Regions from separate parts of the Homo sapiens genome. Here regions 1, 2, 3, 4, 6 and 7 are each linked to region 5. Evidence: read pairs that join two places in POLR2A ChIA-PET (ENCODE). Cell type or tissue: OCI-LY7. All regions are shown on one strand. Region 1 overlaps GNE (glucosamine (UDP-N-acetyl)-2-epimerase/N-acetylmannosamine kinase). Region 2 overlaps RECK (reversion inducing cysteine rich protein with kazal motifs). Region 3 overlaps GNE (glucosamine (UDP-N-acetyl)-2-epimerase/N-acetylmannosamine kinase). Region 4 has its middle 68 kb from the start of MELK. Region 5 overlaps GLIPR2 (GLI pathogenesis related 2). Region 6 has its middle 77 kb from the start of RNF38. Region 7 has its middle 19 kb from the start of OR2S2.

Region 1 (4,000 bases), 81 kb before region 5:
GAGAAGTGGCCAGGCCTTCTCCAGGGAATTAGACCCTGAGTCCATTTACCTACCTTGCAACACAATAAAAGTTAAAAAAATTGAGAACCATGCATGCACAGCTTTGGTTAAATGAGTGGCACCTGCCCAGTGGTAAGCATGGTGTGGTCAGACCTCTGCCTTCTAACCAGTCAGGTTAGCAATTTTCCTCCCTAGGTATGGGGTAGTTAGGAGGGGGTCAGTTGAGAGGCAAGCAGAGGGACATTAAATATTGCCTCCCCTTCATGTATCTTTAAATTTTTATTAAGTCATGCAGTTAAAATAGAAGCCACAGTTATCAGAATCTATGTGTATTTTCTTGGAGTTTAGTTCATATAAATGGGAGTGCTATCCCACCGAGTTCTTGTTAGTGTAAAGGTGAGTGTAGCTGGGCAGAGGCTCTCTCATCAGCTTGGTGTGTGGAGCCTGAGAGGGTTCCATTTGGGAACTCTCAGGTTAAGAGATACAGGCTGTTGGCCTGTCTTTAGCCTCTTAATTGTTGTTTAAGGTAAAGGCTTTTACTAGGGCATTGATAAAAGTTATTTGCTTTGCCTAGTTCTGTTTGAAAAGTCCCAACTGCTGCTTTTTGAGTTCCTAGATGAGTGAAGCAGAGGACATTTTAGATATCCATCATTCATGAAAAAGCCAGTAGTTAAAATTACTATTTCCCTAATAACTGATGTGAGGTTTTTTTAGGGAGATTTCTTTACGTGGGCTATACTTGCCAATGAAAATGGTTTCTTTATCTCACAAACCATTTACCAATTGGTTCTTTTCATTTTCATAGGGAGCAAAGAGATGGTTCGAGTGATGCGGAAGAAGGGCATTGAGCATCATCCCAACTTTCGTGCAGTTAAACACGTCCCATTTGACCAGTTTATACAGTTGGTTGCCCATGCTGGCTGTATGATTGGGAACAGCAGCTGTGGGGTTCGAGAAGTTGGAGCTTTTGGAACACCTGTGATCAACCTGGGAACACGTCAGATTGGAAGAGAAACAGGTATTTACCTTTGCTCATACTTCAACTGACTAGGCTTTATACATACGTGAGTTGTTATAAGGTATGCATATATCAGTACTGAGCATATATTTTGTGAACAAGTGAGTGAATGAGGTTAATAACCAGTTGAAGCCTAAAATCTATAGTCGATAAATAGCACACAGTGATTACCAAATATTTTAGATCTCTACTTACATTTTATTGTCTTTGTAATATCAATTAGCACTAAGTGGTTCTTTCTTTTTTTTTTTTTGAGATGGAGTCTCGCTCTGTCGCCCAGGCTGGGGTGCAGTAGCGTGATCTCGGCTCACTGCAAGCTCCGCCTCCCAGGTTCACGCCATTCTCCTGCCTCAGGCTCCCAAGTAGCTGGGACTACAGGCGTCAGCCACCAAGCCCGGCTAATTTTTTGTATTTTTTAGTAGAGACGGGGTTTCACTTTGTTAGCCAGGATGGTCTCAATCTCCTGACCTCGTGATCCGCCCACCTCGGCCTCCCAAAGTGCTGGGATTACAGGCGTGAGCCACCGCGCCCAGCCTAAGTGGTTTTTAATTATGGTCTTTCATGGCTGTGTTTAAGAGAGAATGTGGTTGAATGTTTCATGAATATATGAATGCTAGTCTTTTATTTTCTGGGCCTAATGTAGAATCCCTTCAGTCAGTACTTTAGAGTATGGTAGTTCTAAGTAAAGTGCCCCTTAAGTATAAGTAGGATTATTATTAATGAATTTGCTAACTGAGCTAGGTCCTGTTATTAACATTAGTTCAAGTTCTAATCCTGTTTACATGCAGTGGAATTTAATGGAAGCTGTAATGGAAAAGTGTGTATCATTAAAGGAAAAAGAACTGGACTAGAACCAAGGAGATGAGTTCTAGCTCTGCTCTTTCTCCAGTTCTTCATAATTGCCACCTTTCTGTTATATTTAGATCTTCTTCCCTTCTCATTCCCAGCATATTACTTTACTCCCCACTTCATAGAGAAAATGGAAGCCATGAGATGGAAATTCTTTCAAATTCCTCAATTCATTTATTTAGAAAATATTTAGTAAACACCTACCATGTACTAGGCACTGGGATTTGGCAATAAACTAGACCAAGAAGAGCTGGGCTCTCGTGTAACTTACATTCTAGTGGGAGAGGAGATAGATGATAGACATACACAAAAGAAATAAGAAAAATATCAGGAATTCTATATGCTGTGCCTGCTGTAACACAAGGTATATGATGGACTCCATTAGATTGGTTAAAGGAAGGCCTCTTTAAGGAGATGACACCTAAGCTGAAATCTGAATGACAAGGAGTCAGCTATGTGAGGATCAGGGAGAGGCAGTGGCAACAGCCAGTGTGAGGGCCGGGAGGTGAACTTGGTGTATTTGAGAAATGGAAGCGCTATTGTGGCTGTAGAGTAGTGAGCAAGAGGCAGAGTGATACAGGTGATGTTAGAGAAGGAAACAGATGCATGTAAGCCAGGGTAAGTCATTTGGAATTTTTTCTAAGTGTAATGGGAAGGAATGACATGACAAGAGTTGCATTTTGGAAAGATCACTCCGGTTGCTAATATACAGAATGGAATGTCGGGAGGGGGGGCGGGGGGGCAAGAATAAAAGCAGGGAGACCAGTAAGGGGGCTGATTCAGTTGCTCAGATGAGAGATGATAGTGGCTTTGATGAAGTATTAGAGATGGAAAAAAGTTAGATTTGGGTCTTGTTATAGTACTTGCTGATGCTTGGATGCGGAGGTGAAAGGAATCAACAAGGAAGCCTAGATTTCTGATTGGGCAGTGATATGCTGGGAATGAGAAGGGAAGAAGATGTAAATATAACAGAAAGGTGGCAATTATGAAGAATTGGAGAAAGAGCAGAGCTAGAACTAATCTCCTTGGTTCTAGTCCAGTTCTTTTTCCTTTAATGATACACACTTTTCCATTACAGCCTAGATTTCTGATTGGGCAGCGATATGGGGACACTGAGGGAGGAACAGATTTGGGGAGGGATTGAATTAAGAGTTCTCTTATAGCTATGTGAAGTTTGAGATGCCTATTAGATATCAAAGCAGACATGGCTAGTAAACAGCTAGATAGTTCCAGGAAGAGTTAGAGTTGGAGATAGAAATTTGAGAGTCATTGGTATAGAGATGATGCATAATTGGTTGTCAGTTTGGCTGCTATAACAGAGACCCTAAATAATAGTGGCTGAAATAAGTTAAATGTTCTTTCTTTCTCAGTGGATGGCAGCTCCACAATCATCAGACTTAGCCCCCATCTATTTTCTTAGTGGTTGCTCTAGCTATTGCTTGCAAGTCTCTGTTTTAGCCTTTGGAAGAAGGAAAAGAGAAGATGCCTTTCACTTTAAAGGCAAGACCTGAAAGTTGCAAATCTTTCTTCTCACATCCATCAGAACTTAGTCACATGGCCACATCTGGCTGCAAGGCAAGCTGAAGAATATAGTCTTTTTTGTTTGTTTGTTTGTTTTGTTTTTGTCTGAAATGATACTGTTCTGTTGCTCAGGCTGGAGTGCAGTGGTGTATTCATAGCTCATCGTAACCTTGAATTCCTGGGCTCAAGTTATCCTCTCACTTTAGCCTCCTCAGCCATGCCTGGCTAATGTTTTTACAAAATGTTTTGTAGAGACAGGGTCTTGCTTTGTTGTCCAGGCTTGTCTTAAACTCCTGGTCTCAAGTGATCCTTCCTACCTTGGCCTCACAAAGTCCTGGAATTATGGATGTGAGCCATTGTGCCCAGTCTGTGTTTTGTTTGTTTTCTTTCCTTCTTTCTTTTCCTTCCTTCCTTCCTTCTTTCATTGTCTTTCTTTCTTTCTCTTTCTCTCTCTCTCTTTCTTTCTTTTTTTTTTTTTTTTTTAGTGAAGCAGTGCTGGGGGAGGAGGAACTGGTTGTGATCAATTAGTTGTAAACACCAGCCAGAATATAATCTTTGGCTGGGGATCAGATGCCTGGCTAAAAATTCTGTTTCTAGTATGAAGAAAAGATA
Region 2 (4,000 bases), 110 kb after region 5:
AGCTTGCAGTGAGCCGAGATCACGAGATGCACTCCAGCCTAGGCAACAGAGCGAGACTCCGTCTCAACAAAAAAAAAAAAAAAAAAAAAAAAAAAAAAGTGGGCTAAGGACATGAATAGACAGTTCTCAAAACAAGATATACAAATGGCCAACAAACATATGAAAAAATGCTCAACATCACTAATTACCAGGGAAATGCAAATCAAAACCACAATGCAATACCACCTTACTCATGCAAGAATAGCCATAATTAGAAAATAAAAAAATAACAGATGTGGGAGTGGATGTGGTGAAAAGGGAACACTTTTACATTGCTGGTAGGAATGTAAATGAGTATAACCACCATGGAAAACAGTAGGGAGATTCCTTAAAGAACTAAAAGTAGATCTACCATTTGATCCAGTAATCCCACTACTAGATATTTATCCAGAGGAAAAGAAGTCATATGAAAAAGACACTTGCACACGCATGCTTATAGCAGCACAATTAGCAACTGCAAAAATATGGAAGCAGCCCAAATGCCCATCAATCAACAAGTGGATAAAGAAAATGTGGTAGATGTGTGTAGCAGCACAATTAGCAATTGCAAAAATATGGAATCAGCCCAAATGCCCATTGGATAAAGAAAATGTGGTATATGTGTACACACACACACACACACACACACACACACACACACACACACTATGGAATACTACTCAGCCATAAAAAGGAATGAAATAATGGCATTTGCAGCAACCTGTATGAAGTTGGAGACCATTATTCTAAGTGAAGTAACCCAGGAATGAAAAACCAAACATTGTATGTTCTCATTTATCAAGTGGCAGCTAAGCTATGAGGACACAAAGGCATAAGAACAATACAACGGACTTTGGGGACTCGGTGGCAGCAGGGGAAGAGTGAGCGGGGGATGAGGGATAAAAGACTGCACATTGGGTACACTGTAGTGATGGGTGCACCAAAATCTCAGAAATCACCACTAAAGAACTTATTCATGTAACCAAATACCACCTGTTCCCCTAAAACCTACTAAAAAAAAAAGTAGTAATATCCTATAGTTATACAATGTCTTTTTAACAGGAAAAAAGTACAAAAAAATTTCTCTCACTATATTAATACTATTTCAGTACCATATTTCATATGGTAACTCACCTATAATTTAGAAAACATCATATGATTTTTAAATCAAAAGATAAATTGGACTAAATCATACTCAGGTAAGAGGCAGGCAGCCAGTTGGTGGTGGGCTCTGCAGCTATAAGGTCAAGAAGAGCTGAGGCTGGGAAGCTGACATTTTATGAGGGTGTGGAAACTATGTGCAAAAAAAAAAAAAAAAAGGAAGCTGATTGAGGGAGAGAGGAAACTGGAAGAGATGCACAGAGAGAAGCCATGTGAGATAAAGACTGTCTCTAAAAGAACACACGGGAAGTCTAATTTCCTGTCAGTCTTGGTTCCTGTCAACTTTCTAGTTCCTGTAGCAGTCCCTGAGGTAGAGATGTGCTGAATTTCCTACCCTTGGCTTTCCATGTGATTTCCTGTTAAATGCTATATAACCAGCCCCCTAATCCTGACTTATTTTGGGTTTTGTTCCTTAGAGTCAAAAGAGCTGTAACCTAGACATTGATCATTATGAAACAACTAAAGCAAATGACTCTTCTGAAGTCCTCTTCAACAGTCAGTATTTTTAGATAATTCCCTTCCCCACTGCAGCAGGGCTCCCATCTCTAAACAAAGGATCTAAAAGTATAGCTCCCAATTATCTCATGGTCAGAACACATCTCTTAATACTCCACTTATAGTCTTGTTCAAGTTACCTATGTGCTTTACAGCATCCATCATACTATGTGCTATATACCTGATGAAACCATATGCTTTTTCCTCAAATATATTCTTCAGATTTAGGATATAAATAGGTATGTACTAATATAACCACATAATATTAGCCATGTAGGTATTATACATTTTGGGGTGAATTTCCTGTCTGAATTTCCCACTAAACTTAAGCCCCTATTTTTGCTTACCACTTTATACCTCTGCCTATCACAGTGTCTGTCAGTATTAATAGTTTAATAAATATTTGCTAAATGGATTACTCACAAGTATGGAATTTGGCTTAATAAGCAATGGCCCTAGTGCAATTATTACTAATATTCATCCTAAACATGTACAAAAATAGAACTTTTTATTCTCTCCTTTCCTTACCTTACAACCCTCCTCCAAAATGCTCTTCCTCCATCTTCCCTACTTCAGTAAATGGCATCAACTTTTATTAAATTGCTCATGATTAAAAAAAAAACCTATGAGTAATCCTTAATTCCTTCTTCCCTCACTTCCCACATCTAATCCATCAGCAACATATTTTAAATATCCCCTCTCCTATCTCCACACCACTCTACTCTTGAGTCAACCCTTATCTCCTGCTTGAACTACTGCAATGGCCTTCTAGTCATCCTGCTTATACTCTTACCCCACTACAATAATTTTTTTCATTCAGCAGCAATACTGATCTAAAATAGAAATAAAATCATACCACTCTTACTTAAAACTCTATTGGTTTCTATCTGTGCACAGAATAAAATCCATAATCCTTATGTGGTTTTTTGCAATGCTCTGCACCATCTAGCCCTAGCATACTCTGTTGGTCACTACATTCCAACCATATAACCTTTTGTTCCTTATGCCTTAAGGCTTCTGCACTTCCTGGACCTCACCCCTGTCTTTCATAAGACTACCCACCACCTTCTCAGCCTTCGGATCTCAGTTCTAAACTTTACCTTCTCAAAGAGGCAGCTCTTATAAACTCTTTTGAAGTTCTTTTACACAAAGAACTACTCACACAATTCTCTGTGTTAGCCATTTGGTTTAGTTCCTTCATGGCATCCTTATCATACCTAGAAATCATTTTGTTACATATTTATCTATTTATTGTCTATCACCTCTCAGAATGTAAGCTCCTTGGAGCAGCAGCTCTGCACCTAGAACAGTGCCTGACGTATAATAAGTACTCATATAGTATTTTTTGGATAAACAAACCTCATAATATCTCTTTTGTTCTTTTAAAAACCACATTTATAATATATAAAAATAACCTCCTTGACCTCTTCCCATTTTCTTCTACAAGTGGCACACAGTGAAAAGTATTATTAATGAAAGATTGCTTAAATTTATGGATGCCAGACAGAAACTTTCAGCTGCATACCAGAATAAACTGTCATATCTGGTCTATCACCAATCCTAGCTCTTTCTACAGTGTGGGCCAAGATACTTCTTTGGTAAGAGAATCTGCTTCTTATTACTTTGCTCCAGATAGGCGTTTGCTTTTTCTAACTTAAAATTCATTACTTTCTTCTTCTGGATTCTAGGTTTACTATTACCTAATTCCTTAAATGTCAACTTACTGAAACCTGGCCCTTAAGGTTATATCCTTCCCTCTTTTGTACTATTACAAAGCAACTTAAATAAAAACGGAGCCATTATCAGGTGCCATGACACACGATGCTGATACTGCAGGATAGGGTCCCTTCTCATCCTCCAAAGAGAAAACCATTGAGCAAGTCATTTCACTTTCACACCTCCATCCCCCAGGAATAGGAATAATCAAGGTAATAAGATTTGCAAAGTTGTATAATAGAGGGGGTCAATAACCTGCAAAGCCTTATACCAGAGCAGACAGAAGTACCCAATCTTGGATGCGGTTAAGAAGGGAAGGAAGACTGAGCAGGAATACAAGCAAAGCCTTCACTGAAATACAATTTTATATTGTGTTCTTAATTCTGTTTAGGATTGAAAAGCATTTTCTATACTTTCTACAATTCACAGTGGAAGCCTTTGTCCATTATATTACTCAATGTCCTTTAGTAAGGAACCAGGCAATACATGCTTCCTAGAATTTAGTATAAGGAACATGTCTCACTTTTAGATCAAACTTGGAATTTTTTTTTTTTATCAAACAATGCAAACTATATGTTGTCATGAACTTTTAGAGCTTAGAAGGGCCTTT
Region 3 (4,000 bases), 100 kb before region 5:
TCAAGTGATTCTCCTGCCTCAGCCTCCCCAGTAGCTGGGATTACAGGCGCCTGCCACCATGCCTGGCTAATTTTTGTATTTTTAGTAGAGATGGGGTTTTGCCATGTTAGCCAGGCAGGTCTTGAACTCCTGGCCTCAGGTGATCCGCCCGCCTCGTCCTCCCAAAGTGCTGGGATTACAGGCGTGAGCCACTGCGCCCGGCCGAAACTCAATTCTTGAAAGCAGCTTTTTGCATTCTCTCAACTCAAGACTGTCCATTGTAAGTACTGATGAAAAGTGATTGCCTCCTTACAAAAGGAAATTTACTTGCCCCAGGCTGGATTTAAATTTTAATTTTTTTAAAGATAGGGTCTTGCTCAGTCTTTCAGGCTGGAGTGCGGTGGCATGATCATAACTCACTACAGCCTCAAACTCCTGGGCTAAAGTGATCTTCCTGCCTCAGCCTCCCAAATAGCTAGGACCGCAGGTGTGCACAACCACACTCAGCTAATTAAAAAAAATTTGTTTGTAGAGACAGGAGTCTTGCTATGTTGCCCAGGCTGGTCTTGAACTCCTGACTTCAAGGAGTCCTTCTTGCCTCAGCCTCCCAAAGTGCTGGGATTACAGGCATGAGCCACCATGTCCAGCCAGATTTCTTGTTTTTATTTATTTATTTATTTATTTATTTTGAGACAAAGTCTCACTCTTTTGCCCAGGCTGGAGTGCAGTGGTGCGATCTCAGCTCACTGCAACCTCTGCCTCCTGGGTTCAAGCGATTCTTGTGCCTCAGCCTCCCAAGCAGCTGGGATTACAGGCACGCGCTACCATGCCTGGCTAATTTTTCTTTTTCTTTTTTTGAAATGGAGTCTCGATCAGTCTCCCAGGCTGGAATGCAATGGTGTAATCTCGGCTCACTGCAACCTCCGCCTCCCAGGTTCAAGCAACTCTCCTGCCACAGCCTCCTCAGTGCTGGGATTGCAGGTGCACGCCACCACACCCTGCTAAGTTTTGTATTTTTAGTAGAGATGGGGTTTCACCATGTTGGCCAGGCTGGTCTCCAACTCGTGACCTCAGGTGATCCGCCCACCTCAGCCTCCCAAAGTGCTGGGATTACAGGCATGAGCCACTGTGCCCAGCCAAAGTTGAATGTTTTTGCTAAATTTTAGGGCTCTTATAACTCTTTGTATATTTGAAAAGCTGATGGCCAGCAATTTCCAAAATTTTGCACTTTTAGATTTGATATTTCCAATATCTTTAAATGTTCTCATTCTACCATTTGAGTCATAATTAAAAGCATTTTAAAAAGTAAGATTTGTGGCTGGGCGCGGTGGCTCATGCCTGTAATCCTAGCACGTTGGGAGGCCGAGGTGGGTGGATCATGTGAGGTCAGGAGTTTGAGACTGGCCTGGACAACATGGTGAAACCCCGTCTCTGCTAAAAATACAAAAAAATTTGGTGGGTGTGGTGGCGGGCACCTGTAATCCCAGCTACTCAGGAGGCTGAGGCACAAGAATCTCTTGAACTGGGGAGGTGGAAGTTGCAGTGAGCCAAGGTCATGTCACTGCACTCTAGCCTGGGCAACAGAGGGAGACTGTATTTTAAAAAAAAAAAAAAGTAAGCTTTGCCCCAACAGTTTATAGAATATGTTACCAATTTTGTAATATACGTTGTGTATGTGTGTATGTATACACATACATACATCATATATATACACATCATATATATATATATTTAGATAGAGACTTATTCTGTTGCCCAGGTTGGAGTGCAGTGGCACCATCTTGGCTCACCGCAAGCTCCGCCTCATGTGTTCAAGTGATTCTCCTGCCTCAGCCTCCCAAGTAGCTGGGACTATAGGTGTGTGCCACAACACCTGGCTAATTTTTTTTGTATGTTTAGTAGAGATGGGGTTTCACCATGTTGGCCAGGCTGTTCTTGAATTCCTGACCTCTCGTGATCCACCCAGCTCGGCCTCCCAAAGTGTTGGGATTACAGGCGTGAGCCATATATTTATTTATATTATCATAGTTTATCCATGGAAGGACAGATAGGAAACCAGTAACTGCTTCCAGGGAAAAGAACTAGCTAGCTGGGGAACACAGATGAAAAGACTTATTGCTACTTAACCTCTTGTGACTTTTCAATTTTAAACCATGTGAATATACTACCTGATCAAAAATTTAGTTAATTAAAATTATTTTTTAAAACCTCCCCTTAAAAAGGCATTTTACCTTAATTTTATTTTTAAGATTTAACTTCTTTCCTTGAAAAAGCTTTGACTTTTTAAGGTTTTTTAGGTTTCTAGGTAACATTGTTGTATTTTTCACCATTTATTTATATGGCCAGCTTGCTCTCAGTTTAGGTAGAATAACCTTTGAGTAACCTGGTAAATAAGCATTTTAGTACTGCCAGATGGAACATTTACTGTTCTTTGTAAAATAAATACAAATTGACAAACCATGAATGATTTGTTTTGCCTCAGCAAATTAAATATTACCAACAATTTTTTCAGCTCAAATTTGATCACTGGAAGAAGGATTATATACAAGAACACTTACGACAACCATTTTTGGAAGAATATTTTTGTCTCTTTAAAGATTAGATAGTGCGGCCACGTGCGGTGGCTCATGCCTGTAATCCCAGCACTTTGGGAGGCCGAGGCGGGTGGATCATGAGGTCAGGAGTTCGAGACCAGTCTGGCTAGCATGGTGAAACCCCATGTCTACTAAAAATAGAAAAAATTAGCCCAGCATGGTGGCACATGCATGTAATCCCAGCTACTCGGGAGGCTGAGGCAGGAGAATTGCTTGAACCCAGGAGGCGGAGGTCGCAGTGAGCCGAGATTGCACCACTGCACTCCAGCCTGGGTGGCAGAGCAAGACTCTGTCTCAAAAAAAAAAAAAAAAAGATCAGATAGTGCTTGGGTCTTCTGAATATAACTCTCTTGGTGGAATGCCCGTTTCGTTATATTGTAAGTGTTTGCCATTGGGTGAAATTAGCTTTTACTGGGGATTATAAATTCAGAGTGGACCTAATGATGGGACCGTTTGCATGGTCACAGAATTTTAGCCTAAGAGAGTGTTGAGGTACCAACAGCAGAGGGCTACTGATGGAATTTCCAGTGAATTTCAGAGTTTACCCTCATCTAAAGGATGGCACCCCTAGAATTGGAATCCTTACTGAAGTGTCTCTGGATTCCTGATTACAAGTTCTAAATATTGATACACTTACTGAAACATGAACATTGAGATCAGAGTCCATGAGGTGAAATTTTATGTTGATTTAGAGAAGTTTAACATGTTCCAAGTCTGGCTCAGTGGTGTATGCCTGTAGTTCCAGCTACTTAGGAGGCTGAGGTGGGGGGGTTGCTTGAGCCCAGGAGTTCCAGGCTGCAATGAGCTATGATCGTGCTTGTGAATAGCTACTGCACTCTAGCTTGGGCAACATAGCAAGATCCCATCTCCAAAAATGTAAAAACTTTTTAAAAAATTCCATAAAACAAATCTCTTATTCCTTGCCCCTGATTTTACTTTTTGAATGGAGGGTATAGCATGGCAGGGAGGGATGAGCGAGCAGTGGAGCTGAGCAACAGTATATCTGTGAATGGGAGGGCCATAACGCTCAGAGCGAGGCAGCAACTGAGAAACGTGGGGGAGGAGGACCTGAGGTTTGTGTGAAGCCTTTCCAGAAAGGATGACACTTAGATGGAGTTTTGAAGGATGAGTAGAAGACCAGCAAGGAGGAAAGGAAGTTTTAGGAAAAAGTAGGTGGCATCTATAAAGGTATAGATATACGGAGATTCACTAGTTGAACTGGAGGCAGTTTGGTATGGCTGGCACTTTGGCACAGAGAAGGGTAATTTTAGGCAGGGAAGAGATGGTGGAAAGGAAGATCACTTTGAAAGTTTGTAGGAGGCCGGGCGCAATGGCTCTTGCCTGTAATCCCAGCACTTTGGGAGGCCGAGGTGGGTGGATCACTTGAGGCCAGGAGTTCAAGACCAGCCTGGCCAACATGGCAAAAC
Region 4 (4,000 bases), 350 kb before region 5:
ATGGAACACGAGGTCAGGAGATCCAGACCATCCTGGCTAACACAGTGAAACCCTGTCTCTACTAAAAATACAAAAAATTAGCTTGGCGTGGTGGCACACACCTGTAGTCCCAGCTACTCAGGAGCCTGAGGCGGGAGAATCACTTGAACCTGGGAGGTGGAGGTTGCAGTAAGCTGAGATCACACCACTGCACTCTAGTCTGGGCGACAGAGCTAGACTCCATTAAGAGAAGAAGAAGAAGGAGAAGGAGAAGAAGAAGACCCTTAATCATACTTTTCTTTTCTTTTTTTGAGACGGAGTCTTGCTTTGTCACCCAGACTGGAGTACAGTGGCATGATCTTGGCTCACTGCAACCTCCGCCTCCTAGGTTCAAGCGATTCTCCTGCCTCAGCCTCCCACGTAGTTGGGATTACAGGTCCTGCCACCATGTCCGGCTAATTTTTTTTTATTTTTAGTAGAGACGGGGTTTCACCATGTTGGCCAGGCTGGTCTCGAACTCCTGACCTCAGGTGATCTGCCCGCCTTGGCCTCCCAAAGTGCTGGGATTACAGGCGTGAGCCACGCACCCAGCAATTATACTTTTTTTTTAACTGACACATTGACCTGTGTAGACCATTAACCAACAAGATTATTCCTGAAAACGTCCGTGTTCCTTGAGCCAAAAAACAGTATTTGGCACATGAAGATGCTGAATTAATGTTTGTCAATTAGTGAATTAATGACAAATAACAACATTAGCAGGTTACATTCAACTTAAACAAAACCAAACCAATCAAAACTATTTGATTACTCTGTTACCTTCAGCAAGTCTTAATTTCTCGAAATCCCTGCTACTTTTATAAAATGGGACTTATTATGCTTCTCATGAGGATTAAATGAAATAATGTATGTAAATACACTACAAAGAGCTGCACTTAAACCTTACTCTTATTGATGGAGAAGGGAGGCCTAGAGAGAGGGTGGGACTTGTAGTGGCACGACATAGGATGGCATGACTGTCCAGGTCTCCTGACTCTCCGTCCAGAGCCTTTTCCACAATGCCACGCGGCCTCATCATCCAAGTTGTCTTGCCCAGTTAAGGTTTAGAAATCTCAAACGAATCAGGATTTTTGTCCAGTAGAGAGAACGTGTATGAAGATCCACTTTGCACTGTGGACCTGGCATTAAGGGTGTTCCTGGTACTAAGGGTAAAATCAAGATTTTTCTCATGGGCATAAGAAAAAGTGAAAATTGGCTGGGCGCAGTGGCTCACGCCTAAAATCCCAGCACTGTGGGAGGCCGAGGTGGGCGGATTGCCTGAGCTCAGAAGTTCCAGACCAGCCTGGGCAACACGGTGAAACCCTGTCTCTACTAAAATACAAAAAAAAAAAAAAATTAGCCAGGTGTAGTGGCATGCGCCGGTAGTCCCAGCTACTCGGGAGGCTGAGGCAGGAGAATTGCTTGAACCCGGGAGGCAGAGGTTGCAGTGAGCCGAGATCGCGCCACTGCACTCCAGCCTGGGTGACAGAGTGAGACTCTGTCTTAAAAAAAAAGAAAAAAAGAAAAAGTGAAAATTATGTTCCCAGCTTGCTGCTGATTAGCAGACATAGGGCAAATAGAACCTCTAAGCAGGCCAGGTGTGGAAGCTCACGCCTGTGATCCCAGCACTTTGGGAGGCCGAGGTGGGCAGATAGCCTGAGGTCGGGAGTTCGAGACCAGTCTGACCAACATGGAGAAACCTCGTCTCTACTAAAAATACAAAATTAACCGGGCATGGTGGCGCATGCCTATAATCCCAACTACTCGGGAGGCTGAGCAAAGAGAATTGCTTGAACCTGGGAGGCGGAGGTTGCGGTGAGCCGAGATCATGCCATTGCACTCCAGCCTGGGCAACAAGAGCGAAACTCCGTCTCAAAAAAAAAAAAAAAAAAAAATAGAACCTCTAAGCATTCATTCTTCAAGGCTGTTTCCTTTTTCCTTCCCAACAGCCTCTGCAGGGAGGGGGATGTGAAAAGCAATATGATCAGAATGTAATGAAGGAACAAATCTCACTGGGAGTCAAATACCATTGTTAAAAAAAAAAAAAAAAAGGCATCATGGGCAGAAGCCCAAAAATCAGAGGCTTCCCCCAGTGTTCTTTGAATCCATTTTTTAAGCTGTTAAAAACACCCTTAAAATAAACCTGCCATCTTGTGAGGACAGGAAGAAGGTTACCCGTCTTCCCGCCACCATCTGCAGACTGGCTCAGCTTTAGGCTTCTTTGAGCCACACTCCCCCGCCCCCAGCCTGTTCTTTATAACATGTCAGGGTGGGGTTGATTGTAGTTTCTTTCCCCAACTTAGCAAAATTCAGTCACAATTAAAATTTGACGTGAACCAAGGAGAGGCTACAGAAATAGTAGTTTACAATGCATTTTATTCTTGCAATTTGACATCTTCTAATAATTTCTGACACTGTGCTTGGCCCACTTGTGTTTATCAGTCTGAATTTGGATCAGATCAGTTTAAACCTCTATCTAGGATGAAAGCTCAATCTGTTGCTGGGGTAATGGCTCAGGGTATGGTTGGGATCAGGGTTCACCCTGTAGTTGTGATTAGGGCTCAGTGTGTGGGGCTAAGAGCTAGTCTGTGATTAGAGTAGAGACCAGTCTGTGATTAGCATTAGAGCTTAGTCTGGGCTGGAGTCAGGTCTCAGCCTGTGGCAGAGATCAGAATTGTGTGTGGTGAGCTCTAGGATTCAATCAGGTAATAACACTATACGGCTCTATTCCAGGAAAGAAAGGGCAGGAAGTGTTGGTCAGGAGTTCAAAGTCCATTGAGGGTCTATCAGACCGGAAGACTGAGCAGATGGAAAATCAAGGAACCAAGAGGGGTTTAAAATAGTGACCCCCCACCAAAATGGCAGAAGTTAAAAGGACTGACAATAGCAAGAGTCTGTGAGGATGTGCAGCAACTGGAACATTTTTGTGTGTAGAGACAAAGTCTCACTCTGTTGCCCAGGCTGGAGTGCAGTGGCACGATCATAGCTCACTGCAGCCTCGAACACTTGAGTTCAAGTGATCCTCATGCCTCAGCCTTCCAAAGTGCTGGAACTACAAGCATAAGCCACTATACCCGGCCCAACAACTGAAATTTTTTTTACATTGCTAGTGGGAGTATAATTTGTACAACTACATTGGACAACTGCTTGGCAGTATATGTAAAGTTAAATATACATATCTATGCCCTGTGACTCAGCACTTTCAATCCTGGAATGAACAAACAACTACTACATACAACAACATGGATAAATCTCACAAAATAGTGTCAAGCAAAAGAAACCAGACACGAACAAGTAGTCACCATATAATTCCATTTATACAAAATTTAAAAACAGGCAAAATTAATTCATGATGATAGGAATCAGAAGAGTAGTTACATTTAGGGGGTATGGACTTGAGGGGGCCTGAGGGAGCCTTCCGGAGAGATGGTATGATCTATATCTTTTTTTTTTTTTTTTTTTTTTTGAGATGGAGTTTGAGTTTCACTCTTGTTGCCCAGGCTGGAGTGCAATGGTGCAATCTCTGCTCACTGCAACCTCTGCATCCTGGGTTCAAGCAATTCTCCTGCCTCAGCCTCCCGAGTAGCTGGGATTACAGGCATGCGCCACCATGCCTGGCTAATTTTTTTTGTATTTTTAGTAGAGACGGGGTTTCTCCATGTTGGTCAGGCTAGTCTCGAACTCCTGACCTCAGGTGATCCACCCGCCTCCTCAGCTTTCCAAAGCGCTGGGATTACAGGTGTGAGCCACTGTGCCTGACCAGTATGGTCTATATGTTTTGATCCAGATCATGGTTACACAGGTGAACATATATAAAAATTCACTGAGCTGAATATTTAATGTTTGTTGAGGAGTTAATTCCACAGTCATGACTTTTCTGCTATGGCAATTGTGATGTTACTGTCATGGCTTGTTGAGTCGGGGGGTGGTCCTGGAGGTACTGGGCTTGCAAGGGTGCAGTCCTTGAGGCAACTATGCTGGG
Region 5 (4,000 bases):
TCTTGGCTCACCACAACCTCCGCCTCCAGGGTTCAAGCAGTTCTTGTGTCTTAGCATCCCGAGCAGCTGAGATTACAGGCACGCATCACCACACCCGGCTAATTTTTGTATTTTTAGTAGAGACGGGGTTTCACCATGTTGGCCAGGCTGATCTTGAACTCCTGACCTCAAGTGATCTGCCTGCCTCGGCTTCACAAAGTACAGGGATTACAGGTGTGAGCCACCGCACCTGGCCAAAGGGTATTTCAAAGGCTCTTTCACCTACAACAAGGACTCAGGTCAGGGAATCCATGAACAGAGATGCAGCAAGGAGGAGTTGCAGACAGGGTCTGGGGGAGGCTGAGGCAGGATGGGCATGAAGATCTTTAAGGGTCCTGCAAGCCCCCATTATGACACCACCCAAAATCTCACTCCTGTCTTAGGATCAGGCTCTGGCTGCCCCCAGGCACTGCCTGTTGGTATCTGGAATAGCACAAGGGCTGGCCGCTCTGGGATTTTCCTCTTTAGGGGTGGGGACAGTAGGGCAATGAGTGAAACGAGTAGTCAGTGATCATGGAAAGTTGGGCTCTGACTCTTGTGAGATTCCTGTTTTGGAGTGGGAGTGCTGGAAAAAGCATCAGATCAGGGACGGAAGGCATGAGAAAGGCTGCTTCCCTTTTCTAGGCCTCAGTTTCTTCCTCTTCAAAATGGGTAGAATAAAGCCCTACTTTCTTTTTTTTTTTTTTTTTTTTGAGACAGAGTCTCGCCCTTGTTGCCCAGGCTGGAGTGGGCGATCTCCGCTCACGGCAACCTCTGCCTCCCAGATTCAAGTGATTCTCCTGCTTCAGCCTCCTGAGTAGCTGGGATTACAGACACCTGTCACCACACCTGGCTTTTTTTTTTTTTTTTTTTTTTTTTTTTTGCACTTTCAGTAGAGACAGGATTTCACCATGTTGGCCAGGCCTGTCTTGCTCTTGACCTCAAGTGATTCGCCTGCCTTGGCCTCCCAAAGTTTTGGGATGACAGGCATGAGCTACTGCGCCTGGCCAAACCCTACTTTCAAATGGTATCCTGATGCTTACGTGGCAGTGGAGGCACCTTTTTTTTTTTTTTTTTTTTTTTTTGAGACAGAGTTTTGCTCTTATTGCCCAGGCTGGAGTGCAAAGGCATGATCTCGGCTCACTGCAACCTCCACCTCCCGGGTTCAAGTGATTCTCCTGCCTCAGCCTCCCGAGTAGCTGGGATTACAGGCATGCACCATCATGCCCAGCTAATTTTTGTATTTTTAGTAGAGACGGGGTTTCACCATGTTGGCCGGGCTAATCTTGAACTCCTGACCTCAGGTGATCCACCCACCTCGGCCTCCCAAAGTGCTAGGATTACAGGTGTGAGCCACCGCACCCAGCCCATGGAGGCACTTTCTAATTACCACGTGGTGCGCACACACACACGCAGAGTGCTAGTTAATAACTTGCTCGGACACATGTCCGATTGCTGAAGAATCTTGCTCATGGGAAAAGCAAATCCAGAAGCTATGAAATAAGAAGTCTTCTGGACACCATCTCTATTAAAAGAAGACAAGGTCCTGCCTACACATCCTTAATCAATAGCAGGAGCTTGTTACTGCTCCCTCCCCACACCCTTAGGTATCCTTGCCCCAGAATCACCTATTCACACTCAAAGCCCTGCCAGCCCAGCCTGGAGTCCTGCAGGGGTTAATGGAGAGGAGGAATGCCTCAGCAGATGCTTCTGCCTCTGCCCCAGAGTCCCAGGAACAATGCAATGCAACATGGTTGCAGAAACCCCCACCCAGAAGGGCGGGCAGCAAACCACAGGAAACGGTGACTGGCGCTGAGAACGTGTCACTTCCTGCTTCTGGAGCACCCCTCTAGAGGGTGGAAGGCCGCAAGGCTCTACTTGTGGGTGGAACAGGTGGGGTAGGAGGAACGAGGTGGGCAGAGAGTCCCTTTTTCTGTTTTCCTGGCACCTTCTGGTCAGAGAAACTCCCACCCACTTCTAACACCATCCTGGGCCCCAGACGCCTGAGTCGGTTTTGAGGAAAGACAAGGAGCCTGGTGAGCCCAGCAAAAGGCAGGGGGAGCCCAGGGCACAGGGCGGCTGCCCAGAGGGACCCCGGGGCACAGGGTGGCCACCCGGAGCTTTCGTCAAGGGAAGCCTTTGAGAAGGGAACATGGACCCACAGAAGGTTCCTCCCTGCACTTGAGTCACCGGCTCTCAGGATATCCCTTAGAAGCCACCTTCTCCCTCTCCCCTGGGAAGAGGGGACAGGAATTGACTCAAGTCCACACAGCAAAGGGTGCCAGAGCTAAGACTAGATCCAGGTTCTCTGCACCCCAAGCTCCTGAACTGCAAACTAGTGCAGAAAGGGGAAGGGAGAAAGCCAGGGAGGCCGCAAGGGTGGGGAAGGGTGTGGGGTGTGGAAGGAGGAGTGCCAGCAGCTTGAGCCTTCTCCTGATGGCCCCAGGGAGCCATGGCAGTTGGATCAGGAGAGCACCAGGGGCAGGGACAATTTTAGAAGTATTGAGGCTGCTGGAGAGCAGGATGGATTGCAGAAAACAAGACTAGACACAGGGTGACCAGTTCAGGAATGAAGCTCCATGCAGCTTTGGAAATCCAGTCTCCTATGACACACTCCATGAATGGGAAGAGCTCTGAGCTGGTGGGGCAGGATTCACCAGCTGGTGGCCCTCAGAGGGAGCAGAGCATGTAGCATGGGGAAGCTGGGGATGTAATGCGGAAAGGAGAGCTTTGGTCTGTGGTCAAGGTCAAGCCAGAGAAATATGGAAGAGATTAAACAGGAAGGAAAGGATTGATTTTTTTAGAGGGCTGGTTCCTCCCTGAAGTCAGACACCCAACCTGCATTGCTGCCCAGGGCCAGGCCACTGGTGAGACCCTGCCACTCACCAGTCCCCGAGGTGAAGCCAGGCTGCTGGAAGTTATAGTTCTTGATTTCACTGTACCATCTATCAGCCACCTCCTTTCCTGTGTGGAAATGACATTGTTCTAAAACTCAGCCACAAAATCCACCCACTCCCTATTCCCTGCATTTTCTCCCATCAGCCCCAAGCCACCAATGCGGCAATTAGACATCTGAGAAAGCCCCAGTCAGCTGACACATCCTGGACGCTGCTTTGCAGACTCAGGGACTCCTGCCCATGAGCATGGCCAGGCTGAAGAGTGGGCCTTCTGGGGGGCTGGGAAGAGCACTGGCCTGGGGTCAGGGAATCTGCACCTATCCCCCACAACCCATACACACTGACTTGCTGTGTAATCCTGGGCAAAGCCTTCCCTCTCTGGGCCTCTGTACAATGAAAAGGTTGAATGCAATGTACTGCAAGGGCCTTCTGATGATGCTCCGAGTTTCTAGGAGACTATACTGTCATCTCACCCCATTTGCAGCTCTTGAAACATCCATATTTGGAAAGACAATCAGGCTGGTAAGCCACGGATCTCCACTGTGGGCAGGAGGGACCTCACCTGGGGCATCCACTGTCCCCACACGTGTTGATATGGGCAGGCGTTTCCCTGGGAGCTGCTGCTCTCCGGGCCAGAGCCAGGAGCGGGGACCTCAGAGCAGTCAGTCTCAAATGTGTGCAAGAATCTTGTTAATGGGCAGATTCTGATTCAGTAGGTCTACAGAGGGACCTAGGATTCTGCATTTCTGCTTCCAGATGCTACTGCTGATCCATGTTCCACACATCAGCCTCACCTGGAGAGCATTTAACAAATACTAATGCCTGGGTCCTTCCTCAGACCAACTGTGTCTGTCTCTGGAGGAGAGACTCAGGCATTTTTTGTTTGTTTGTTTGGTTTGTTTTGTTTTCTGAGACGGAGTTTCGCTCTTGTTGCCCAAGCTGCAGTGCAATGGCGCGATCTCAGCTCACGGCAACCTCCACCTCCCAGGTTCAAGCGATTCTCCTGCCTCAGCCTCCCGAGTAGCTGGGATCACAGGCATGTGCCACCACGCCTGGCTAATTTTTCTATTTTTAGTACAGATGGG
Region 6 (4,000 bases), 320 kb before region 5:
GTGGCGCCATCTCGGCTCACCGCAACCTCCGCCTTCTGGGTTCAAGCCATTCTCCTGCCTTAGCCTCCCGAGTAGCTGGAATTACAGGCATGAGCCACCACGCCTGGCTAATTTTGTATTTTTAGTAGCGACGGGGTTTCTTCATGTTGGTCAGGCTGGTCTCGAACTCCTGACCTCAGATGATCTACCCTCCTCGGCCTCCCAGAGTGCTGGGATTACAAGTATGAGCCACCGTGCCCGGCCAATCTTTTTTTTTTTTTTTTTAAATACTTACATTTTTGCGAAGTGATTTCTCCCTATTGCTACCAGAAAAAAAATCAGTTTATCTGGGGATGTATGCTTAATAAACGCTCTCTTTTTTTTTTTTTTTTTTTTGAGACGGAGTCTCGCTCTCTCCCCCAGGCTGGAGTGCAGTGGCGTGATCTCGGCTCACTGCAAGCTCCGCCTCCCAGGTTCACGCCATTCTCCTGCCTCAGCCTCCCGAGTAGCTGGGACTACAGATGCCCGCTACCACGCCCGGGTAATTTTTTGTATTTTTAGTAGAGATGGGGTTTCACCATGTTAGCCAGAATGGTCTCAGCCTCCCAAAGTGCTGGGATTACAGGCGTGAGCTACCACGCCTGGTAATAAACACTTATATCAACCATTCTACGTCATGATGTGCTTCTAAGAAGTCTTGTTGGCAATCTTTTAGTGAAAATTTTCTTCTTAATATGTTAATTATTACTGTATTACTTGGTATCTCAAACTGCTGTTTTCTGTTTGTTTGTTTTTTGTTTTTTGAGACAAGGTCTTGCTTTGTTGCCCACTCTGGAGTGCAGTGGCAGTGGTAATCATAGCTCACTGCAGCTTCCATCTCCCAGGCTCAAGCAGTCCTTCCACCTCAGCCTCCTGAGTAGCTGGGACAATGAGTGTGACAACTACGCTATCCTTTTTTCTTTCTTTTTTTTTTTTTTTGAGACAGAGTCTCCCTCTGTCGCCCAGGCTGGAGTGCGGTGGTGCGATCTCAGCTCACTGCAAGCTCCACCTCCCAGGTTCACGCCATTCTCCTGCCTCAGCCTCCCTGTAGCTGGGACTACAGGCGCCCCCCACCACGCCCGGCTAATTTTTTGTATTTTTTAGTAGGGATGGGGGTTTCACCATGTTAGCCAGGTTGGTCTCGATCTCCTGACCTCGTGATCCGCCTGCCTCAGCCTCCCAAAGTGTTGGGATTACAGGTGTGAGCCACAGTACCCGGCCAACTACACTAACCTTTTAAACTTTTTTGTGACATGGAGGTTTCACAATGTTGCCTAGGCTGGTCTCGAACTCCTGGGCTCAAGTGATCCTCCCACCTTGGCCTCCTAAAGTGCTGGGATTATAGGCATGAGTGACCATGCCCAGCCTGTTTTGTTGTTGTATTTTGTAAGAAATGCACCAAAGAGTTGATTGCAAGGTAATCTTTTTTTTTTTTTTTCCAGACGAGTCTTGCTCTGTCACCCAGGCTGGAGTGCAGTGGTGTGATCTTGGCTCACTGCAACCTCTGCCTCCCAGGTTCAAGCAGTTCTCTGCCTCAGCCTCCCGAGTGGCTGGAATTACAGGCGCCCACCACCACGCCCGGCTAATTTTTTTGTATTTTTAGTAGAGATGGGGTTTCACCATCTTGACCAGGCTGGTCTTGAACTCCTGACCTTGTGATCCACCTGCCTCAGCCCCCCAAAGTGCTGGGATTACAGGCGTGATCCATCGCGCCTGGCCAATAATCTTTAGACTTTAAGACTGTAAACTTCAGGAGTCCATTCTCAGGATAAGGGTGGCCCTTTTTGTTGCTGTAATTAGCATTTACGTCTATGGTGTACAGGTAGATAGTGTGTACTCCATGGAAACCTATGGCTACTGTAAGCTGTCCTTTCCTCTAATTACTTGGAGTCAAGTTAGGAGTTAGACCTTTATTCTTACCCGCCAGCATAATTTTGTCCTGGATTAGGAAACAGCTATAATCCCAGGACTTTGGGAGGCCAGAGTGGGTGGATCACCTGAGGTCAGGAGTTCGAGACCAGCCTGGCCAACATGGTGAAATCCGGTTTCTACTAAAAATACAAAAAAAAGTTAGCCGGGCATGGTGGTGGGCGCCTGTAATCCCAGCTACTTGGGAGGCTGAGGCAGGAGAATCACTGGAACCCAGGAGGCGGAGGTTGCAGTGAGCCAAGACCATGCCATCGCGCTCCAGCCTGGGCAACAAGAGCTAAACTCCATCTCAAAAAAAAAAAAAAAAAAAAAGATTGCCCGATAGTCCATTAAAAAGATATTGCCCAAATAATCCTTTGAAAAGGCTGTACCAATTTGACAGCTACATTTTATGAGACTTTAATAAAATACACAAGGTTTGGCTGGGTGGGGTGGCTCATGCCTATAATCCTAGCACTTTGGGAGGCTGAGGCGGGCGGATCACCTGAGGTCAGTTCAAGACCAGCTTGGCCAAGGGGAAACCCCGTCTCTACTAAAATACAAAAATTAGCCAGGCATGATGGCGGGTGCCTGTAATCCTAGTTATGGGGGAGACGGGAGACTCATTTGAACCCGGGAGACCATGGTTGCAGTGAGTCGAGATCACGCCACTGCACTCTAGCCTGGGTGGCTGAGCGAGACTCAGTCTCAAAAACAAAACAAAAACCTGTTTTAGTTAAGTATGTTGATTAGCAATGACTTATTTTAGCTTAATTGTAAACTATTATCTAGGTTATTTGCCTCATTTATAATTTATATTTCTTTCTTTTTTTTTTTTTTTTTGGAAACAGAGTCCCGCTCTGTCACCCAGGCTGGAGTACAGTGGCATTATCTCGGCCTACTGCAACTTCCACCTCCTGGGTTCAAGCAATTGTCCTGCTTCAGCCTCCAGAGTAGCTGGGACTACAGCCACCATGCCTAGCTAATTTTTGTATTTTTAGTAGAGATGGGCTTTCCCCATATTGGCCAGGTTGGTCTCGAACTCCTGACCGTGTGATCCGCCTGCCTCGGCCTCCCAAAGTGCTGGGATTACAGGCGTGAGCCACCGCACCCGGCTAGTTTATATTTCTTTAGGGAATTAACCCCTGTCTCTATTTTACTGCTCTCTGTTGGCCACTAAAAAATAATGATTTGAGGCCGGTCATGGTGGCTCACGCCTGTAATCCCGGCACTTTGGGAGGCCAAGGTGGCGGATCATCTGAGGTCAGGAGTTCGAGACCAGCCTGGCCAACATGGTGAAAACCTGCCTCTACTAAAAATACAAAAACTTAGCCAGGTGTGGTGGTGGGCGCCTGTAATCCCAGCTCCTTGGGAGGCTGAGGCAGGAGAATTGCTTGAACCCAGGAGATGGAGGTTGCAGGAGCTGAGATGATGCCACTCCACTCCAGCCTGGGTGACAGAGGGAGACTCTGTCTTACACACACACAAAAAGATAATGATTAATAATTACTAATATTAATAATAATTTGGTAAACATTTGTTGAATGCTTACTATGTACTAGACACAGTGAGGATTTCAGAGATAATTCAGATATGCATCAGTTCAATGATAGATCATGACAGTGTTAGCAGAACAAATGCATTTTTGGGATTGCAAAAACATCACAATTGCATTAATAGTAATAAGATTTTTTTTTTTTTTTTTTTGAGGCAGAGTCTCACTCTATTGCCCAGGCTGGAGTGAAATGGTGCTCTCTCTGCTCACTGCAACCTCCACCTCCTGGGTTCAAGCAATTCTCCTGCCTTAGCCTCCTGAGTGGGTAGCTCGGACGACAAGTGCACACAACCATGCCCAGCTAATTTTTTTATTTTTAGTAGACATGGGGTTTCACCATGTTGGCCAGGCTGGTTTTGAACTCCCGACCTCAGGTGATCCGCCTGCCTCGGCCTCCCAAAGTGCTGGGATTACAGGCGTGAGGCACCGCGCCCGGCCCTGTGTGTGATTTTTCTACCTCTGTTCCTTTGATTGTTACTTCAGCCTATAATGCCTCTTTTCCCTTCAGTTCCTTTTCTA
Region 7 (4,000 bases), 180 kb after region 5:
ATACAGGGAGGTATGATTTTCACACTTCACTTGAACAGGTGAAATGTGGCTACTACTAGAACACATTAAGTATGCATGTATAACATAATACCTAGATTAACCACTAAAAAAATCTTTACACAGTGGTGCATTCAAATGCACTGTATATAAATCAAAATGGAACTCTAAAGTATATATAAGTGACCCACAGAAAGGCAGGCAGGAAAAGGAAACAGGGTAACAAAAACCAGAAGTGTCTTAATCTGTTCAGTCTGCTATAACAAAATACCATAAACTGAGTAATTCTCACAGATCTGGAGGCTGGGAAGTCCAAGATCAAAGCATTGGCAGATTTAATGTCTGATGAGAGCTCACTTCCTCATACACAGGTACATTTTCATTGTGTCCTCACATGGAGTAAGGCGGAAGGGGTCCCTCTAGGGCCTCGTTTATAAGGGTGCTTGTCCCATTAATGAGAGCATGCCCTTTATGCCCTGATCATCTCCCAAATGTTTCACCTCATTATGCCACCATATTGAGTATTAGTTTTAAACAAATTAATTTGGGGTGACATATATATTTAGTCATTTCAAGAGGGAACAAACAAAAAACAAAAATAAAATAGTAGACTCAAGCACTAAAATATCAATAATTATATTAAATATAAATCATCTAAATATGCCTATTAAGAGACAGATATTGAAAGAGTGGATTAAAAATTGACCCAACTACATAGAGTTTACAAGAAACTTGTTTCAAATATAAAACTACAGGTAAATTGAGAGTAAAAGGATGGAAATCGTATCAATTAAAGCAGAAAAAAAGCACTTTTAAAAAATAACACCTATTAATGACAAAAAGCTTTCAGAAAACTAGAAATAGATGGGAAACTTCTTCAATTTGATAAAGAATATCTACTGAAAAAGCATAGTTAACATCATATTTAGTGATGAAAGACTGTGTTCCCCCAAAGAAAAAAATACTGAGGTATAAATCTAACAAAACATGTATAGAACATGTATGCTGAAAACTAAAAAATGCTGAACTCAAGGCTCTAAATAAATGGAGAGACATACTGTGTTCATGGGTTGGAACACTCACTGTAGCAAAGATATCAACTCTATTCAAATTGATGTGCAAACTTAACACAATTTCTATCAAAATCCCAGCAAGACTTTTTGTATGTATAGATAAAATTATTCTAAAATGTACATAGAAAGGCAAAGGAACTCATACAGCTAAAATAATTTTATACAAGTAAAAATAAAGTGGAAGGAATCACTATTGCTGGCTTTAAGATTTTTTACATAGCTACAATAATCTTGTGAAGGGTACACAAGACCATGTAGTATTGGTAGAGGAACAGACACGTAGATCAATGAAACAGAATAGAGAGTCAGGAAATAACCCCACATAAGTATGTCCAATGATTTTTGACAAAAGTGCAAAAGCTATTCAATGACATAAGAATAGCCTTTGCAATAAACGGTACTGGAGCAATTGAATATCCATAGGAAAAAAACAAAAACAAAAACTTTAACCAAAGTCTCATACATTGTGCAAAAATTAACTCACAAGAAAACCAGATCAAGATGGCTGACTAGGGATGCCAAACACTCATCTCCTGCACAAAGAAGAAGAAAACAACAAATAACTGTACTGTGAGTAGAGCAACTAAAGGAGAACACGGAAATACAGCAAGAAAGTGACAAAAACCCTCTGAGGCATGGATGTGATGGCAGCATAGACAGGGAAGTGAAACATTCAGCTGGGGTCAGCTCAGAGTCAAAAGGGACTTCTCATTGTGGGGAAAAGGTAAGCAGGAGCTCCTCAGCAGTCCCCATTTCAACTGAGGACATCTGCAATCTTAGCTGCTGGCATGCCTCACAAGTCTCACAAGCCTTGAATCCATAATAGGGAGCTGCCTGGAGTCTGCATAACCTCATTGCTCTAAAGAAGGAACACACACCAAGTGCCCCCTTACTCCCAGGACCAAAGCTGCTACAGCATGGTGGCCATTTGGGGAATGAGGTTGCTGTTGGTGTGCATCTTGACCTGGGATCCTATAGCCACTACATGTCTACATTTTTGGAGACCAGCCATCATCCCCTGATACCCATATGGAAAACTGCACCACCACCCCAGCTAGACCCAGCAGTACAGCCTTAACCCCAGCACCTGAGTCTATGCATTGCCCTACACTCCAGGGAGCAGGCAGTTCAGGACAGCATGGAGGCCACCCTCAGGACTGGAGGAACAGACATACACATTCCTTAGAGCCATAAAACAAGCTGCCTGATACCCACCACCACCAATGACTCTGTCCCCTCCAATGGCAGAACTGTCACGCATTGCAAACATATTCCAGGAACCCAGAACTGGTCCAACTGGTACCCACCACTGCCAGTCACCCTGCCCCCTCCAATCGTCTCATATTATATATGCCCCCTAGGGACGAAGAACCTGCCTGTGTGGTGCCCACTGCCACCAGCAACCCCATCTCCTTCAACTGCAAAGTAGCCATGCACCATGTATACCCCCCAGGAACCAAGGACCAGCTCGTCCAGTGCCCACTGCAGCTGGCAACACCATCCTGACAACTGGTGGAGACACTATGCTCAGTGCACACCCCCACCGCAAGAACTTAAGAACCAACCCATCTAGTAGCCCCTGCCTCTAGCAAAGCCACACAACAGCCTCCACAAACACCTTCAGTCTAGGCCACTGAGGCACTCACAGACACCACCACTGACATTGATTAGAGCTAAAGAAATCACATGGAGACTGCATTACTGCACTCACAGAACAAAATTCAAAGCACCCTACCAAACCAACAATACAGGACACATCTACAGGAAAAAGGCTTTCCCTATGGAAGCTACTCCATAAATTTGGAAGGGCTGACTGCTCCATTAGATGCACAAATATCAGTGTAGGAACACAAGAAACATGAAAAACAAGGAAACATGACACCTTCAAAGGAACACAATAATTCTCTAATAACAAAACCAAAGGAAAGGAAATCTATGACGTGTCTGAAAAGGAATTCAAAATAATGATCCTAGGAATCTCAGTGAGATACAAAAGAATATCGATAGATAATTCAATGAAATCAGAAAAACAATTCATGATCACAATGAGAAATTCAACAAAGAGAAAGAGTTCATAAAAAAGAACTAAACAAACCTTGGAGCGGAATAACTCAAAGAATAAAAATACAATTGAGAGCTTCAACAACAGAGAAATAATTTTTCAACTTAAAGACAGATCTTTTGAAAAAATAACCCAGTGGAACCAAAAAAAAAAAAAGAAAAGACAAAATAATTTAAAAGAATGAAGAAAACCTACATGATTTATGGGATACCATTAAGCAAACAAATATTGCTATTATGGGAATTCCAGAAGGAATAGAGATTAGAAAGGCATAAAAAACCTACTTACTGAAATATTAACTGAAAACTTCCCAAGTCTTTGTAAAGATACAGACATCCAGATCCAGGAAGTTCAAAGATCCCCACACAAAGTCAACTCAAAAAGGTCCTTTCCAAGGCACATTATAGTTAAATTGTCAAAAGCCAAAAACAAAGAGAAAAATTTAAAGACAGCAGGAGAAAAGAATCAAGGCATATACAAGGGAATACCTATTAGACTAATAGTGGATTTCTCAGCAAAAACCTTATGGCCAGGGAGAACGATATATTCAAAGTACTGAAAGGAAAAACTGGCAGCCAAGATTACTATACCTAGCAAAGCTATCCTTCAGAAATGAAGGGGAAATAGAGTCTTTTCAAGACAAGCAAAACAAGAAAATGCATGACTAGACCAGCCTTACAAGAAATGCTCAAGGGAGTCTTACATCTGAAGTGAAAGGATAATAACTACCATCATGAAAACATGTGAAAGTATAAAACTCTCTGCTAGAGCAGATAAACAAATGAGAAAAAGAAAAGGATCAAACCTTATCAACTACACAGAATCACCAAACCACAAAGATAAGCAATAAAAGAAGAATAAAGAAACA

Evidence for each region. ChIA-PET counts read pairs that join two places held together with the same protein. Peaks named below come from ENCODE experiments on the same cell type or tissue, not always from the same donor. Only the 100,000 strongest peaks of a DNase experiment are listed, where the experiment ranks them.
Region 1: POLR2A ChIA-PET joins it to region 5 with 7 read pairs; 2 of 35 experiments call an interaction of 5 or more read pairs at or near these places.
Region 2: POLR2A ChIA-PET joins it to region 5 with 6 read pairs; 7 of 35 experiments call an interaction of 5 or more read pairs at or near these places.
Region 3: POLR2A ChIA-PET joins it to region 5 with 6 read pairs; 8 of 35 experiments call an interaction of 5 or more read pairs at or near these places.
Region 4: POLR2A ChIA-PET joins it to region 5 with 5 read pairs; 2 of 35 experiments call an interaction of 5 or more read pairs at or near these places.
Region 6: POLR2A ChIA-PET joins it to region 5 with 8 read pairs; 4 of 35 experiments call an interaction of 5 or more read pairs at or near these places.
Region 7: POLR2A ChIA-PET joins it to region 5 with 5 read pairs; 3 of 35 experiments call an interaction of 5 or more read pairs at or near these places.

What each region holds. Positions count from the first base shown.
Region 1 is chr9:36,230,938-36,234,937 of GRCh38, reverse strand. GNE (glucosamine (UDP-N-acetyl)-2-epimerase/N-acetylmannosamine kinase) reads left to right here. Exons shown (of 12, transcript NM_005476.7): 5 at 806-1,018. Among named protein-coding and RNA genes, the nearest start is that of GNE, 26 kb to the left of the region's middle. In OCI-LY7, no CTCF peak of the experiment used is centred here; no DNase peak of the experiment used is centred here.
Region 2 is chr9:36,039,109-36,043,108 of GRCh38, reverse strand. All of the region lies in intron 1 of RECK (reversion inducing cysteine rich protein with kazal motifs), which reads right to left. Among named protein-coding and RNA genes, the nearest start is that of RECK, 4.2 kb to the right of the region's middle. In OCI-LY7, no CTCF peak of the experiment used is centred here; no DNase peak of the experiment used is centred here.
Region 3 is chr9:36,250,873-36,254,872 of GRCh38, reverse strand. All of the region lies in intron 1 of GNE (glucosamine (UDP-N-acetyl)-2-epimerase/N-acetylmannosamine kinase), which reads left to right. Among named protein-coding and RNA genes, the nearest start is that of GNE, 5.6 kb to the left of the region's middle. In OCI-LY7, no CTCF peak of the experiment used is centred here; no DNase peak of the experiment used is centred here.
Region 4 is chr9:36,502,571-36,506,570 of GRCh38, reverse strand. No RefSeq gene overlaps it. Among named protein-coding and RNA genes, the nearest start is that of MELK, 68 kb to the left of the region's middle. In OCI-LY7, no CTCF peak of the experiment used is centred here; a DNase peak (open chromatin) is centred at 2,200.
Region 5 is chr9:36,149,854-36,153,853 of GRCh38, reverse strand. It overlaps GLIPR2 (GLI pathogenesis related 2), which reads right to left. Exons shown (of 5, transcript NM_022343.4): 4 at 2,905-2,982. Among named protein-coding and RNA genes, the nearest start is that of GLIPR2, 15 kb to the right of the region's middle. In OCI-LY7, no CTCF peak of the experiment used is centred here; DNase peaks (open chromatin) are centred at 63, 658 and 1,843; H3K4me3 peaks cover 2,108 bases; H3K27ac peaks cover 2,697 bases.
Region 6 is chr9:36,474,779-36,478,778 of GRCh38, reverse strand. It overlaps a transcript of RNF38 not described here. Among named protein-coding and RNA genes, the nearest start is that of RNF38, 77 kb to the right of the region's middle. In OCI-LY7, no CTCF peak of the experiment used is centred here; no DNase peak of the experiment used is centred here.
Region 7 is chr9:35,974,657-35,978,656 of GRCh38, reverse strand. No RefSeq gene overlaps it. Among named protein-coding and RNA genes, the nearest start is that of OR2S2, 19 kb to the right of the region's middle. In OCI-LY7, no CTCF peak of the experiment used is centred here; a DNase peak (open chromatin) is centred at 1,716; H3K4me3 peaks cover 510 bases; H3K27ac peaks cover 993 bases.